Linked DNA regions of Mus musculus: region 2 is linked to region 1. A link is a loop called in an ENCODE intact Hi-C map of the cell type or tissue named here. Cell type or tissue: heart. All regions are shown on one strand.

Evidence for each region. A loop is a pair of places that touch in the nucleus more often than their neighbours do. Peaks named below come from ENCODE experiments on the same cell type or tissue, not always from the same donor. Only the 100,000 strongest peaks of a DNase experiment are listed, where the experiment ranks them.
Region 2: it touches region 1 in a loop (2.3-fold over the local background); 14 of 42 quality-filtered maps call a loop at or near these places.

What each region holds. Positions count from the first base shown.
Region 1 is chr1:37,534,115-37,542,114 of GRCm38, reverse strand. Mgat4a (mannoside acetylglucosaminyltransferase 4, isoenzyme A) reads left to right here and starts at 1,099. Exons shown (of 16, transcript NM_173870.3): 1 at 1,099-1,150; 2 at 5,711-6,076. The coding sequence starts at 5,983. In heart, a CTCF peak has its summit at 3,224 (motif pointing right); a DNase peak (open chromatin) is centred at 964; H3K4me3 peaks cover 1,464 bases; H3K27ac peaks cover 1,148 bases.
Region 2 is chr1:37,475,988-37,483,987 of GRCm38, reverse strand. The region is part of intron 5 of Mgat4a (mannoside acetylglucosaminyltransferase 4, isoenzyme A); the gene reads left to right. Among named protein-coding and RNA genes, the nearest start is that of Gm39627, 24 kb to the left of the region's middle. In heart, CTCF peaks have their summits at 4,723 and 5,361; DNase peaks (open chromatin) are centred at 5,442 and 5,807; H3K27ac peaks cover 491 bases.

The DNA.
Region 1 (8,000 bases):
ACTTAATTTTGAGACAAAAAAAAAACGTCCCCCCCAAAAACAAAAACCCCTCATTCCGATGTTGTATACTAGAGTTTTCTATTTTTGAATTACTGTCGTCTTCTGATCCAGATATTTATTGCCTTGGTGTTTGCCAGGAACAAGGCTGTTTCCTAGTTTTTTGATTTCTTGTATGTCTTTGCAGTGTTGTTGGGAGGATTATGGTAACAGGGAGGACAGACACATCTCTTATCTTATTAGCTCTGTAACCACAGGTAAACTCTTTAACCTTTTAAGCTCATCTGTGAGAAATGGGGATTAACATATATGATAAGCAATTAAAGATTTGCCGGGATTATGGTAAGAAGCAATTAAAGATCTTAATATATGCCAGGCTTGATAGCTAACAGATAACGTGCACAGGGGCAGGCCACTCACGTTTTCTATAGATGTCCATCCATTTCGATCTGAAACCAGTTTTAAACTTTAAGAAATGGTCATCTGACACGTGCTCAAGAGAGAAGGGAAGACTAACACTGCATAGTAGAAAAATCGGGGACATTAGCACTGAGTGGTGTGCCTTTAAACCCTAGTCATATTTGTTGCTTCTAGTTGCTCCAAATGGTCCTCCCTGCGTCTCTGCCTCCTCCTGGAAGCTGGAGGATAACGATGCTCCTCACTGATGCTGGCAGTGTAATGCTTGGAACAGCGGGCCTTGGAAGCTATGGTTGGATTAGAGCCAGGACCTGTCACCGCGCCTGGACCGCCAGAAGATGGGACCCAGAGCTAGGAGGAAAGGCCATGGTGACCAGGTTGTATTCCGTGGGCTCACTGGGGCCTTTGTTGCCTCCCGAGGTTGCATGCGCTCAGGCCGGAGGGTACAAGCCAGATGTGGCGGCTGCGCTCCAGCCCCGGCCGCAACACCGATGCAAAAAGGGGCTGGGGAGAAATATATAGGCTGCTCTATTGCGCCGTTGAGTGACAGGCTGGCCGGCCACTGGCAGCGGCGGCGGGGCGCTTAGGGAAGTGGCGGCCAATGGCTGGCGGGAACTGGGGCGGGGGCTGGGCAGGGGCTGTCCCTGGCGAGGGCGGGGCGCGCGGCCCGCGGCGGCGGAGGCGGCTCCAGCAGCGACGCCGGCGGCCGCGGCAGAAGCGCCCTGGCCCGCGGCAGGTGAGGAGCGCGGGGCGCCGGGCAGGGGGCGGCCAGGAGGAGTACGGCGGGGTCCGCGGAACACCCACCTGCTGGTGGCTGAGGCGGGGCGTCCCGAGGCCGCCGTCCGATCGCGCGCGCACCGGGCCTCGGAACCGGGAGCGGGGCGCGGGCCGGCCGCCCTCCGCGCCTCGCCGCAGCCGCAGCCCCTCGGTGCTGCGCTCCTTCCCGGTGGTTGGCCTGGAGCCTCGGGCGGTCCCGGAGCACCGGGAAAGTGCAGTGCTGTGTGCGCGTGCACCGAGACCAAGAGTTGCGGGCAGGATCCCGCGACTGGAGGGTTGGAAGGCTGGAGGGTTGGAGGGCTGGGGGGCTGGGGGGCTGGAGGTGGCGCCGCCGCGGGGCAGGTAGGGCGGGGGCCGCTTGCCTGCGGGGAACTAAGATGTTCCGGGAGGTACGGGGGGAGCGAGCCCGGATTCCTCCCAGGCCTGGGTTTCCTCCATCCCATGGAAGCGGCGAGTGGGATCCCCTCCCCGACCTCAGGTGGGGTCTCGGACCCCTCCAGGTGTGACAGGTGATGTCTGGAAGGCTTGGCGTTAAGTGGTGGCAGTGGTACGCTTCCCGCGCCCGCTTTTATTTCTCTAAGCGTTGTGATCTCAGGAGCGGGTTCACGGCTTACATTTAGAATTCGGAAATAGCTGTAGATGGTATGTTATCTTCTTCGAGCCTGCCATCTATTTTGCTGTTGTGCTTTTTGCTGCCGACAAATTATTTAGTAAAAGATAAAAGAATGACATGGTTATTCACTTGAATGTAAAAATCTAAATTTAGAATCATGTAACACGCGCTCTGTGGTTCAGGCTCCTTTCTCTTCCAAATGCTTAAAGAATAGTTTTACTAACAGGTTATGGTGACATAGGTTCCATTAACCCCTGAGTGTAAATCATAACACATACTAGACAATGAAATTATGTAAGCTGTATAAAAGAAATATTTATGTTCTCTAAGTGGAAAGGGCATGAGTTTTTCATAATTGCGGTTTATAAAGTTGTGCAGGCTTACGTCATGGTGTTCATTGATCCGGGGTGTCATGAATCGTGCCTCTTGTTCTTTCAGGCACCTCTGTTTTGTCTGTGGGATGCTGATGAAGGACTCTACCAAATGTTAACCAAAGTGTTCTTAGCCGTGGAACATATGGGATATTTCAGAGAACACTTTAAAAACTTAATTAAAAAAAAAAAACAAACCCAGATGCAAGATTGTTAAATCTATTAACAAAACATATTCCTCATTCTGCGGTTTAGAGTTGAAGCCTCTTTTGGAGGATGGAGGAATGGCTAGTTACGTAGTCATTTTTTTGTTCAAAGACTTGGTTGTTATCAATTAATATAGCCAGGACAGTCTTAAGGTAAGGGCGGTAGATAAGTATTCACATATGTGGCCTCGGACACAAATGTAGGTCACCTGTGTCTAACGAGCCAGCCTCAAGCTGCCTGGGGTGGTTTAAGGGTACGAGGTGTGTTCTGTTTCCTCCTCTCTGGAGATTTCATTCACGTGTGCTTCACGATGAAGCTTAGTTTGGAAAACCCTGGTGTAAAATGAATAGCTGCATTCCGGTGGAGTGTAACACTCCTCCTCCTTTTGAGATGTCAGAACTTATTAGTAGAATTCCCTAACCGTATCTTCCCTAAAATGGGGTTTGCTAACTTCTTAGGCCCAGTATTTAATACTCCATATGCTTCTGGGGTATTATGGATGGCTAATCTATAGCATTTATACTTTTATATAGGCTTCATTTGTATGTAATAAAACAACTTCTCTCTCTCTCTCTCTCTCTCTCTCTCTCTCTCTCTCTCTCTCTCTCTTTGTTGTTGTTTCTTGAAACAGGATTTCTCTGTGTAGCCTTGGCTGTCCTGGAACTTGCTCTGTAGACCAGACTGGCCTCGAACTCATAGATATCTGTCTGTCTTTGCCTCCCAAGTGCTTGCATTAATGGCATGGGCCACCACCACTTAGCTTAATAAAAACTTTTTTTTTTAAAGATTTATATATTTATTATGTATATAGCACTCTGCTTGCATGTATCCCTACAGGCCAGAAGAGGGCATCAGATCTCATTACAGATGGTTGTGAGCCGCCATGTGGTTGCTGGGAATTGAACTCAGGCCTTCTGGAAGAGCAGACAGTGCTCTTAACTGCTGAGCAATCTCTCCAGCCCCATTAATAAAACCTTTTAAATTATCATTTTAGAATGATTCTGCATATCTCTACTTCCTGATTTATGTCAGCTAGATATTTATTCTAATAATCAGCTCTACCTGCCCTTCCCCAACAAAATCCTCCCTGAAGCAAAATATGACTATATATAGACAGAAAGTGAAAAGTGTGTTTGTATAATGTCATACCAGGCTTAAAATTCCAAGTCACAGTTTACTGAGGTAGTGCCCCTGTTCTTAGAGTCAGAAGTCATCATTGAGTGTTTTATTGAGCTAATAGATTAGGTACTTGGTGGAATTTAAAATCATTGGATTTTGTTTTCCCAGTGAGGACCTTTGGTTGTAGGTGGTCAGCATGGGCATAGTTGGGATAAAGTTAGCCATGGGAGGTGAATAAATTAGGTCTTAGCAACTTGGAGAACCTCTTTGGAATACCAGGTGCTCAGGTAGTCACAGGCCGTGCAGTGGAATGTAGTGCTTCTAGAATTTTACATGGAAATGAGAGCTCCTGGCCAGAGAAACTAACAGGCAGGCTTTGTTGGGGACTCAGGAGGGAGGGATTAGCCAAAGGCTGCAGGAAGTGGGAAATTTGTTCAGAGTTGCACATTTGGACTGTGAAATTTTCTGTTCATTCTGTAGTTTTTATACCATAACAGGCTTGTGCCTACTGCAGAACAGAAAACATTTTTTAAAATGTAATACATTTGGAAAATTTATGTTTTCTGTCGAGCCAAGTTAACACTCAGAAAGGCTCTCTAGTCTCATCTGAGCTGCGACTGTCTCCTGCAGCAACTCCGTCCTGCTGTGGTGTAAGCGGTCAATCTGAGGGACAAAAGGCAGCAGATAAGAATTCTGCCAGGCCATGGTGACACACACCTTTAATCTGAGCACTTTGGGAGGCAGAGGCAGAGGCAGTGGCAGAGGCAGACAGATCTCTGTGAGTTCGAGGGTAGACGGTAGACAGTTCTAGGCCAGCCAGAGCAACACAGGGAAACCATGTCTCAAAAAGCAGACAAACAGAAACAGAACTTAAACCTAGAAGTTACTGAAACTGAGGTTTCTCATTGGGTTTACCTCCTTGTGTATAAAATAGGGGTTGTAACGCTTGCCCTGTAAGGACTTAGTGAAGGTTTAAGTCTTGTTACTGCCCAGAATAAAGGAAAAAAGCCAGTGAAGTATAGTAACCATCCTCACCATCACACTGTCATTTGTCCCTGTGTGGTCTTCCTTGGCTAGTGGAGATTCCCAGTGATTCACAGTGCTAGAAATAGCTGAGGTTGTAGTTTGTGAATTGCCTGCAAATGGCTGCTTTAATCAGGCGTGCCCTTCCACTGAGAGATGTGTCTCTTGGGCCTGATAATTGTTTTTGGAGGTACAGTAACTCACCCCACTAGAGGCTCATTTACTGTAGCATCACAGGAAGTGGTGCTACCCCTTGGTGCCACTAGAAATCAACGCTTGCCTGACAAGCCCCTAGGGGGTGAGACCAGTTATGTCTAGCGTGGACCACGCAGGGGCTGGCTCATCTGTTGGCTTATTTTTCTCTTTGATACAGTTGGTATTTATTGAAGGCCTATCTTGTGCTGGGCATTCTACTTAGCAACCTCATGCCTTTCCAGTTCTAAAGAATTTTAGTTAGCTGAACAGCGAGCGCGGTCCTCCTCATTTCTTGAGCATCATAACCCAATGGGGTAGGCTGTGGCCGAGAGAGAGTGGGCTAGATCACTGCCTCTTCTGAACGTGTAAATATTTCCAGCTGTCTCTCTAAAACTCAAGATGAGGATATTGATAATTGTAAGGATTTTGTGGTATGTGGGATACCAGAGTCCGTCGCTTTCTTATTTCATAGATGAAATTTGGAGGCATGGAAGAAAAGAGGCACGTCAGGGCATTTCAGTAATGCCATAAGTCAGCACTGGGCAGCAGACTCTTCAAACTATTGCAGTTGTACATTCCCTTATTTTTATTTATTTTCTTAACCATTGCTTGCTCTTATGCAGCGGAATAATAACTCGGGGAGAGGGGGATGAAACTTAAGGCTCAGTTGTTAGGGATCCCTTTGGGAATCTGTGAGCCCCACAACTTCTCCCTTTAAATGAGCAACCATAAATTTTTATGTTTTCCATAGACAGAACCAGCCAGGAAGGAAGGAATACAGTTTGAAGCTTTTTTTTTTTTTTTTTTTTTTTTTTGAGGAAAAAGACCCTTATAATTCTGCTATAAGAAATGAATCATTTTAATATGGGGGTGGTCTTCATAAGTACAGTTTAGGCTTGACAAGAGTCTGCCTTTGACACTGAATAATAAATGGAGAAACCTCTGGTTTGTATTATTTAGTGAGTTTTCCTTTCGTTTCTTTCCCTGACAGGAAGAAGAAAAAGAAGCATCCCTTAGCCCCCAGCCTCTGAAAACTGCGAAGACAATCTGGAATAGCAATACCCACTGTTGCTTTGCTGCCTGACGCCTTCTGCCCAGCATCTGAAGTGAACCTCAATCATCAATTCATCAATTGCTTTTTTTTTTTTTTTTTTTTTTTTGGCCCGGGACCAAGGCGTTCTGGATTCTGTTGATTTGAGGCTGGAGAGAGACCGGTCTTGCTTGTCATCGCCAACTTGCTAACCAGTGTGATGGTGAAATGAGATGAGGCTCCGAAATGGAACTGTGGCCACTGCGCTGGTATTTGTCACGTCCTTCCTTACCCTATCCTGGTATACCACGTGGCAAAATGGGAAAGGTAAGGAGGAGGTCTCTGAACCACTGTGGGTGACAGAGTACACCATGCCACAGAGGTGAGCCGAGTGGAAATAGGTTGAGCCTGCATGCCTGCAGCTCACGCCTCTGTCTTTGTTCTGGTGGCTTTTTTTGATACAAAAATGAAACAGTTTTCTTGGACAGACTGATACAGACTTCTGACTCCTGCCCGTTTGTTTTCAGTATCTTATGATCACACTTTGGAAAGCCACATTGTGTAACAAAGGCTTTTTTTTACAAGTCATCACAATCAATACATCTTTGGTGTGCTAAACCAAAGTTTTGTATACCAGCAGTGTTGTAGAAAATACTTCGAAGAGGGTGATCAGGGCCTTCAGGAAACATACATACTAGTTAAAGTCCTGACTTGGTGGTGTGTGGCTAACGCCTCGGGCTGCATGCCTTGACAGATTGCTCCTTTGGCAATCAGGAGAAATTCTGATCGTAATATTAGAAGTTTCATAAATTATAATTGTGTGGAGACTCTAGAACTGTTGTCTGTTGATTAGAATTACTCGAAGGGGCGATGGTCTTTTGCTCTTTGTTTTGTTTTGTTTTCTCTTTTCTGGCATTGATTTAAGAAGTGCTGACGGTAGGGAGGGTGGCAGTGTTGGGGATGCTGCGTAGTCATTGTTAGAGTTTATCACCTGGGGTATTTGACGCTTGTCTTGTTGACATTGCCTTCCTGGCCCATAAAGATGATTGATTTCTGCTGTGCATTTATGTCTCTATGCCTGTGTTAGTAATACATACCTCTCTGGGCATATATACTTTATACATTTGAACCGTAGCTATGTGCATATCTGCTTGTATACCGTAAGCAGAGGGACATGAGAAACACAGGTAATCTGTGAATAAGCCTTACATTCTTTCCCCTACTTTCTGTCTTTCTGAGTTGGGTTCTAGCTCAGGCACTGGAGAAATACAGGTGAAAATTTTGCTCCAGGCAAGTTATTTGGGTATGCTTTTAAAGTCTCAGCTGAAAATTCTTTTAGAAATACATTGTATCATTCATTTAGCTATTTTGCCTGTGTGCCACCTTGACATAATTTGGATGACAAGAAGTTAGCTTCCAGGAGTTGGCTCACTCCTTCCACCAGCTGGGTCCTGGGGATTGAACTCAGGGCAATGGCTTGTGGGCAGTCGCCCTAACTCACTGAGCCTTCCTTCTGGCTTGGTTTCAGTTCTTGATTACACCTAATGAGAGGATGTAATTAGAATCGCTAGAGTCAAAGAGATGATTGTTCTTGACATAAATAAAGCTAATGACTCACCGTTAAGAAAACTGACCATAACACGAGTGCTTGTTTTTTTTTTTTTCCTATCAGGGAACTTACCTCCTGGGAGAGTTCTAGTAATACAGAAACTCCACTCTCCCTCAGTGTGGGTTTTGTTTTGGAATCTCTCTGCTTTGGATCTCGTTTCTTAAACATCAGCAACATTACTAGTGTTTTTCTTAAAGCTCCATCTATTACAATTTATGATGATATGATTATCTTTAGCATTGAGGGGGGCTGGGACAGTAGAGATGCCTTCCCCATGCAGTACTGTGTATAGTCAGATCTCTCCACCGTGGCTCTGACGTCTCCCCCATGCTGGTTTTATGCTTTGTTTTGCTCAGGCTCAGGGGTCCGCCCAGGCCTTCTGTTTGCTTGTGTAAAGCCCCTGTGTTGATTGCTACCGTTTCTGTGACCACTCTGACTGTTGAGTTTTTGGATTCTTTCTAGAGAGTTCAGGCAGTGAGACAGACTGGATTTTCCAGGGCAGACCTGATTCCACATATTCAATCTAGTATTTCCAGGTACCTTCTGCTTTGGTTATTTTGAAAGATTTCTAAAATTCTTGGCACTGCTGGACTAATTGAAACTTAAGTTTTTATTCATTCTTGGTAAAGGAATGTATATCCT
Region 2 (8,000 bases), 58 kb after region 1:
TGTGTGTTCTCTGGTTTATGTGTGCTACTCCAAAGCCTGCCTCTTCCTTTCTACTCGCTTCTCCCTCCGCCCCAGCTGCTCACCTTCTGTGAGGCTACCTCTGGTCTCCTAGTTAAATTATTGATAGTGCTAACAGGCAAATATGGAAAAAAAATTTTTTTAGGCAAAACAGGGATTTCTACGAAGGCATGAATATCTCCAGTTTAAACATATGAGGAGAGAGTACGGATGAAAAGATTCTGGGCATGCTTTTGTATGCCTGTAAACTCATATCTTAGGAGGCTGAGACAGGAGGATTGCTGCAAGTTCAGAGCCAGCCAAGGCTATGAAAGACTGTTTTTTGAAGTATTGGTCTGTGAAGAGAATGTGTAGGCCACCGTGGGTAGTCTCTGCTTCACTAATGTCACTTTTTCTTCTCTCTATTTTTATTTGTATATTCCTTGGTTTTCATTTTAAAATTCAAAGTGTTCACTTTTATTTTTTAAATTAATTTCGGGTTTTAAGGTTCCTCTCTCATCCCAATGTCCCTAAACCCTTCCTTGCATTCTTTCAAACTCATGGCCTCATCTTTCATAAATTGCTGCTATCTAGAGGTTATATATAGGTGTGTGTTAAACAGGTTGCGTGTACCCGAGATACGTAAATACAACCTGCTTGATATGTATAGTGTCACTCAGGTGTGTCTTTAGATCTGACCATTCGGTATTGGATAACAGATATGTGTGCTTTCCTGGGGAAGACCCTTTTCTCAGGACCCCGGCCTTCCGCAGTGGCCTGCAGCTCTTTGTGCAAGGTTGAGGCCTGTGGGCCTTCCCCCTTCCGTATCTGTTGGTGCTGTCCTTACTCCGCTCCTGCTTGGGCAGCCATGCTGATGAGACTTTATGAGTGTGGCTTCTGATGTTCTTAGGAGACACGGCCTCGGAGTGAACTCCATTTCTCTACCTCTTGGGTCTTTCCACCCTTCTCCTGAAGTAATCCCTGAGCCTTTGGTGCAGGGGTTGTATTGTGGATGGGATGGGCTCCACAGTTCTGCATATTGATGGGTTGTGGTTTTCCGTAATGGTCTCTGTCCTTTGCAAAGAGAAGTTTCTGGGATGAGGGGCAAGGGCTACCCCAGAGAAAGATCAAAGTATTTTTATGTATATGGATGCTTTGCCTGCATCTGTGTCTGGGTGTCTGTACTCTGCTGTGAGTAGAGGTGAGAAGAGGGAGTTTGATTCCATAGGAATAGAGTTAACGGACAGTGATCTGCCATGTGGGTGCTGGGAATTGAGCCCAGGTCCTTTGAAAGAGCAGCCAGAGCTCTTAACCACTGAGTCATCTCTCCATTTTTTTTCTTTGAAAAGACCAAAAGATGTTTCTGTTTGGGAGAGTAATCATTAGCTATGATTTAGTCCTCTGCTTCTCTCAGTTCAGAACTTTAGAAGGGGCCGAGACAGACCAGCTGGTTGCTCTGGAGGGTACTTTGTGTAACCTAAGTGGTTGGTCTGGTTTCAGGTTTTGTTTTTTTGTTTTTTTTTAAAGATTTATTTATTATTATATGTAAGTACACTGTAGCTGTCTTCAGACACACCAGAAGAGGGAGTCAGATCTTGTTATACGGATGGTTGTGAGCCACCATGTGGTTGCTGGGATTTGAACTCTGGACCTTTGGAAGAGCAGTCGGGTGCTCTTACCCACTGAGCCATCTCACCAGCCCCTTTTTTGTTTTTTTAACTTAGAGTTTAATCATATAGTATTTTGAGTTACCTTCTGACCTCCACATGCACACCTTGGCATGTCCCCTCTCTCCAAGTAAAGAAGTGCTTATTAAAAAATCAACTATAAGGGAGCAGTGATCAGATAGGCATTCTGGTGACTGAATTGTCTTAGATGTGACTGTCTTGTCTTTGTTCCTGCTTGTGGTGCCTGACTTCACTGTGACTTTATTTCTGTGTCTTCCCAGCCTGGTTCCTCAACCCAACCCCAGCTGCATGCATCCACCCCAGCCGCATGCATCCGATGCCCCAGCTGCATGTGTCCACCCCAGCTGCGTGGGTCCACCCCAGCCAGCTTTCAGTAAATCTTTTGCTGCTGTTATTGTTGTTGGCTATTGTCTTAGTTAGGGTTTTACTGCTGTGAACAGACACCACGACCAAGGTAACTCTTTTAAGGACATTTCATTGGGACTGGCTTACAGGTTCAGAGGTTCAGCCCATTATCATCATGGCCAGAAGCATGGCAGCATCCTTGCAGACATGGGGCTGGAGGAGCTGAGAGTTCCACATCTTGTTCTGAAAGCAGCTAGGAGAAGACTGGCTTCCAGGCAGCTAGGACAAGGGTCTGAAAACACAGGCTCACAGTGACACACCTACTCCAACAAGGCCACACCTACTCCAAAAAGGCCACACCTCCTAATAGTGCCACTCCCTGGGCCAAGCCATATACAAACCATCACAGCTTTGCTTGTAGTTTCTGCTGGTTGCAGCTAAGAACCTGATAGGTCTGTATTTTGTTTAAAAAACAAAACCAAACCAACTTGAATTTTATAGACGGCCACCAAACAGAGCAGGAAGTTGATGTGGTTGTGCGGCAGTGTTGGCAGTTAGATGCTCTTCTAGTGGATTAGAGAGAGTGAGTGGTTCTTTGATGCAATGTTGGGCACAATTCAGCCTGTGTGACTGACAAGCAGGGATGTTGTTGAAAACTATGATTGCCAAAGCTTTGGAAGACTGATTTGAACCGAGAGGTGAATTAACTATCTTTGTTAATGTTTTAAATTCTTCTCCTACAGTTTTGTTTTATAAATGACAGTATTACATCATTAGGAATATAGGTCCAAAGCTCATCTTAATGCCCAGTATCCAGCTAAAGTTTTAGTTAATTAAATCAATGAATGTAGTTAATGTTTTGAGATAGCGTCTCACTACTAGCCCTAGCTGGCCTAGAACTCACTAAACCAGGCTGGCTCAAACTTGCTTGTCTCTGCCTTCCCACTACTGAGATTTTAGAGGCGTATGCTACCATACCCGGCTTCAGCCAGTATTTTTGAATTCACTGGTGCATTTATTAGTGGTTTGGGGGCAGGGTTGAGTGAGTTCAGCCTCACTGGATGGCAACATCGTTTCATGTCCTCTATTTTGACTTGTTGGTCTAGTATTTGTGGCACTTGATTCTCTTCCTTCCTGAATCACTTCAAAATTCGCTTAGCTCTGAGCTTAGAGTGTGCCTGGTCCCTCCAGTCCATAGTCGTCTCAGTCTCCTCCTCTTACTTTTCCCACTCACTCTGGGGATTGGATTCAAGGCCTCAGGCTTGCTAGGATGAGTGGTATAACCAGGTGTACTGGCTGGTTTTGTGTGTCAACTTGACACAGACTGGAGTTATCACAGAGAAAGGAGCTTCAGTTGGGGAAATGTCTCCACGAGATCCAGCTGTGGGACATTTTCTCAATTAGTGATCAAGGCTGGAGGGCTGGTAGTCCTGGGTTCTATAAGAAAGCAAACTGAGCAAGCCAGGGGAGGCAAGCCAATAAGCAACATCCCTCCATCGCCTCTGCATCAGCTCCTGCTTCCTGCCCTGTGTGAGTTCCAGTCCTGCATCCTTTGGTGATGAACAGCAATGTGGATGTGTAAGCTGAATAAACCCTTTCCTCCCCAACTTGCATCTTGGTCATGATGTTTGTGCAGGAATAGAAACCCTGATTAAAACACCAGACTTTTACAGAAAACCCTTTAGTTTGAAAGAGGGAGGCCTTGAGCTTGTGATCCTGAACCGCCTCACAGACAGTTGGGCCTGCAGGTGTGCATTAGTACATGCCCTTCCCCACTCCTGATCCCACTTTGCAACATTGTATTGAGCCTTTTATGGATCTTTCTAGTTTCTTAGGTAGTATTTAGAGAGTTTCCTATTAGGGACTCACTAAAATTGGTGGGTTTGCTCTTTTCTGTTTGCCCGGCCTCTGTCCCAGCTGCCCTTACTTGTTAGGTTATCTTGCCTAGTGCATTCCACCGCATTAATAAACAGGCTTCCGTGTCTGTTATCAGATTAATCTGCTTTTGGGGCTGCGTTTGGCTTCAGGGTGAGATGGCTGTGTGGTGCTGTGTGACGCTGCCCCTGCTCTGTTAGGTTTGTCCCGCTTTCTACACCGGTTTGGTGTATTCCCTTCCCTTCTTCTCTTCATATCCTGTTTTGGCTTCATGCTGCAGTTATCAGTGTTCGGCAAACACTGTTGTCCTTTGGATGTTCTTCCTCCTGTCTTGATTGAGAAAAACTCAGCTAAGCTTCTCCTACAACTGTCCCATAGACTGTCAGGGTTAGTTTTTGTCAACTTGAAACAAACTTATGTACTTGGAAGTAGGAACCGGAGTTGGTAGGTTTGCGTCCATCCAGTTGACCTGTGGACATGTATGTGGGTGCATTTTTCTTGATTATTTAGTGATGTAAGAGAGCCCTGCCCACTGTGATCCTCCTGAAAATGGTCATACTTTTAACTTTTACATTATGACTATGCCCCATTGAGTTAGCTTCTGTCGAGGTATAAGGTAATGTGAAAGTTCCGACCATCACCCATTCATTAACCCAGTTGCTCGTGTTGAGAGAACACTGTGAACACCGTGACCTCTCTGACATATTTATTGAAAATTCAGTGACTGTTAGGTGTGTGTGTTTCCTGTTGTATTTCATTATCTGGATTTGGAGCTAAACCTCATGCCAGCACTTCACCGCCTCCTGTAGGTTGGTGGGAAGTACTGACGCCGCCGCACAGTCTGGTCCTACAGTTTTGGTCTGCTCAGGATTGCTTCAGACGTTGAAGCCCTTTGTGTTTCCAAACACCTTCAGAATCATTGCAGTGACGTCTCTATGGCAACATCTTCAGTTGAGTGTGGTTTTCTTTGTTCTTTTCCTTAAGGCAATGGTCAAGTCATTGACTGCAAGTTTCTTTTCCTTCGTCCTCTCCGTCCCCTCACCTCCCTCTGTCCTCTCTCTTCTCTCAGTGAGTTTGTTGATAGACTCTACTCAGAAACCTTTTTTCTTATTACTTTGTATTCTACTTGTATTTTTATGAGTCACTGAGGGTATGGGCTTTTAGGCTACTGGCTGACAGGGGATAAAGCTGTGTTCTAGGCACCTGGGCGATAATTATATTACTACTTCTACTACTACTATTTTACAAAAATAAACTTGCCAACTTTCCTTCAGCCACAGAGCTCTTCTTGCTTGTCACCTCTGGTCATGAGACAAAGCCATGCCCTCGAGAGTCTGGGAATTTCAGTTGTTAATATTTCAGAGTGAAGCGGGTGGTTCTTGTATCTGCGTCTCATTGATAACGGTTGTGTGATTTCCAGGAAGGAACTTGGGGACGCCTGCTGACTGTCTTAACCACTCCAAAGCTTTCTAAGGCTCAGTCTTTCCTGTTAGATTCTCACTTTGTGTGCTTTGGGTGAGGTTAGTCGCCTGTGCAGTTTTAAACCTTTCCTCCCCTGAAGTACATGAGGCATATTGCCAGCCTCAGCCACGGCTCTCACTCACTGGAATTATGTTTTCTCAGACTCTTTCTCTTGTTGAATGAGTGTTTATTGAAGTACCACTGTGAAGCAGGTGCTGGGGACAATGACAGATAAATTCCCCGATCTGAAATTTGTACAAGAGTATTTCTTTCTGTCACGATGGCTCTCTGTTTTCGGGGGGAGATTAACTCCTAATTTGATGTACAGATTGCTGAGCAGTCCGTGCAGCACTACCGTTGGCTCTCCGATATCTATCCTGGCTGTGAATGTCTGTCCTGGCTCCATTCCCTGAGTTCTGTTTGCATTTTTTCACCTCTGAGACCTCAGAAGTCTTGGGGCTCAGGGTAGCTGGCAGGAGGAGGAGACACAGACCCTGTGACTCTGTCTTGTCTCTGTGGCATTCACAGCCACAGTTCTTTCAGTTTTGCTTTTCTGCTGCTTTGTTCCTAAAAAGATGCACGCAGAGATGATGGGTGGGGTTTTTTTTTTCTTTAGCAATGTAAGCAATTCAAAGCTATAAGCTCCCTCTAAGAACCATGTTAACTATATCTCAAGTTCTTTTTTTTTTTTAAGCTTAAAGAGAAGGAGGGTGGATGTGAATGACTATGAATGGGAGTGTGCACCACATGTGTGGTACCCGCAGGGGCCAGAAGTGGCAGATCGCCCCAGAGCTGGAGTTATAGGTGATGGTTGTGAGCTGCCTGGTATAGTTGCCAGGAACCAAACACAGGTCCCCTGCAAGAGCAGTCACTGCTCTTAACTGCTGAGCCATCTCCCCAGCCCCTGCACCCCATACATGCCCCCTGGTTTTCTCATTCAGATCAGAATACTTTCTAAGTTCCTATGTAATTTTTTCCCTTGACCCATGGGTTACGTAGAAATGTGTTTTTACATTCTTACCTATTTGAGAATTTCTCACAATCCCCACTGTTAACCAATCTCCACTTCAAACCCTCTGTAGTCAGAGAACACCATTTACGTGGTGGTGTCCCTTTCAGCCTTCTCAGTACTCGTTTGTTGGCTTCTGTGCTTCATGTGCGCCCAGAGGAAATGGATCCTGCCTGTATGCTTGCATGACATATTTTCATAGAGGTGTTTAGTAGGTTGAGTTGGTAAAATTACTAGAGTTTAGGGTTAAAGTTTTGTCTTCAGAGTCCCAGTGGGCTAGCCTCGGCTACACATCCAGATGATCATTGATGGGCTAGCCTCAACCACACCTCCAGATTATTGTTGATGAGAACAGAGAAAGGACTTTGCTTCAGTCAACACGGCCATGTGAGACAGAACAATTGAAGGGCTTCAGGACCCAAAGTCTGTCTCCAGGGCCTGATAGAACTTGGAGATTTGGTAGAAACGAGAAACAGAAGGGGCTCTGGAGTTTGCTTGACAGACTGTCAGGAAATCTGGTTCAGGCCAATGCTCTGAGATCTGTGTGTCTCAGTTCTGAATCTGCAAAGCATTCCTTCCATCCCTGTCATCATTTGAGGGGGCAGTCTGGTTTCTGGGTATGATTGCTCCTGCCATGGGGTTCAGCCTCAGCCTCTGAAATAGTTGCCTCCAATTGAGGGGTGATTTGCCCTGTGATTAGGGGGAAGTTTTAGTCCAATCATAAAGATACTCGTTGATCAGTTCTGTGTCTTCTGATGTCGAATGTAGCTGCTAAGAGGAGGAGTCAGGAGGAAAAGTAGTTAAAGCAGCAGGATAGAGCCAGAAAGGGGCCAGAATGGGGCCAGAAAGGGGCCAGAAAGGGGTCAGAAAGGGGCCACAATGGGGCAGGTGGGGAGGGAGGCTGGAGCCGGAGCTTCTACAGTGTGGAAGGCGCTCTGCCCTGTATCTGTACTAATCTAGTCGGTTGTCTGGATTTTAAACGGTGCGTGACCATACTTGGGCATCAGTAGTATCTTGGCCTGTTGCTTTTCAGCAGCTAAACCCTTAAGATATTTATATACATGTTAGTTATAAATCATATAGATGATGACTGAAAATGTATTTATTTCATATCCCATGGAGTTCAGTCATGATCCAACAAGAAAGGAGGTGGGTACGTTAGGGAGTAAAATACAACCTGTCCATAGAAGACTCGCATGACAGGTGCTTGGGAGCTCCTTGGAAGATGAGGGTCAGGGAAAGGAAGAAAGGGAAACGATGCGTGGCCACCATGGAGTAGGTTTATTGGCACAGAGGTCATAGGGCAAGGACATGTGACCACAGCATTCCTGAGATGTTCAGGAGGAAGCTGGTGAGTGGCTGGAGCTCAGTAGGGGGCGGTCGAGAAGAATAGGATGAAGGAACATGGGACTTTAGGTCACCACACAGCTCTACTTTTGCTCCAAGTCGAGGGGGCTGGCAGGTAATTTTTTTTTGTAATAACCAATGGTAAATATTTTCAGTTTTGTGAGTCATTCGGTCTATGTCAGAACTATTAAAATCTCCGTGTTCAGCCTGCAACTATCTGTGGATCGTATACAGTGAGGGTTATGATCATGTTCTAAGGAAGTATAGGACAGTGGGCC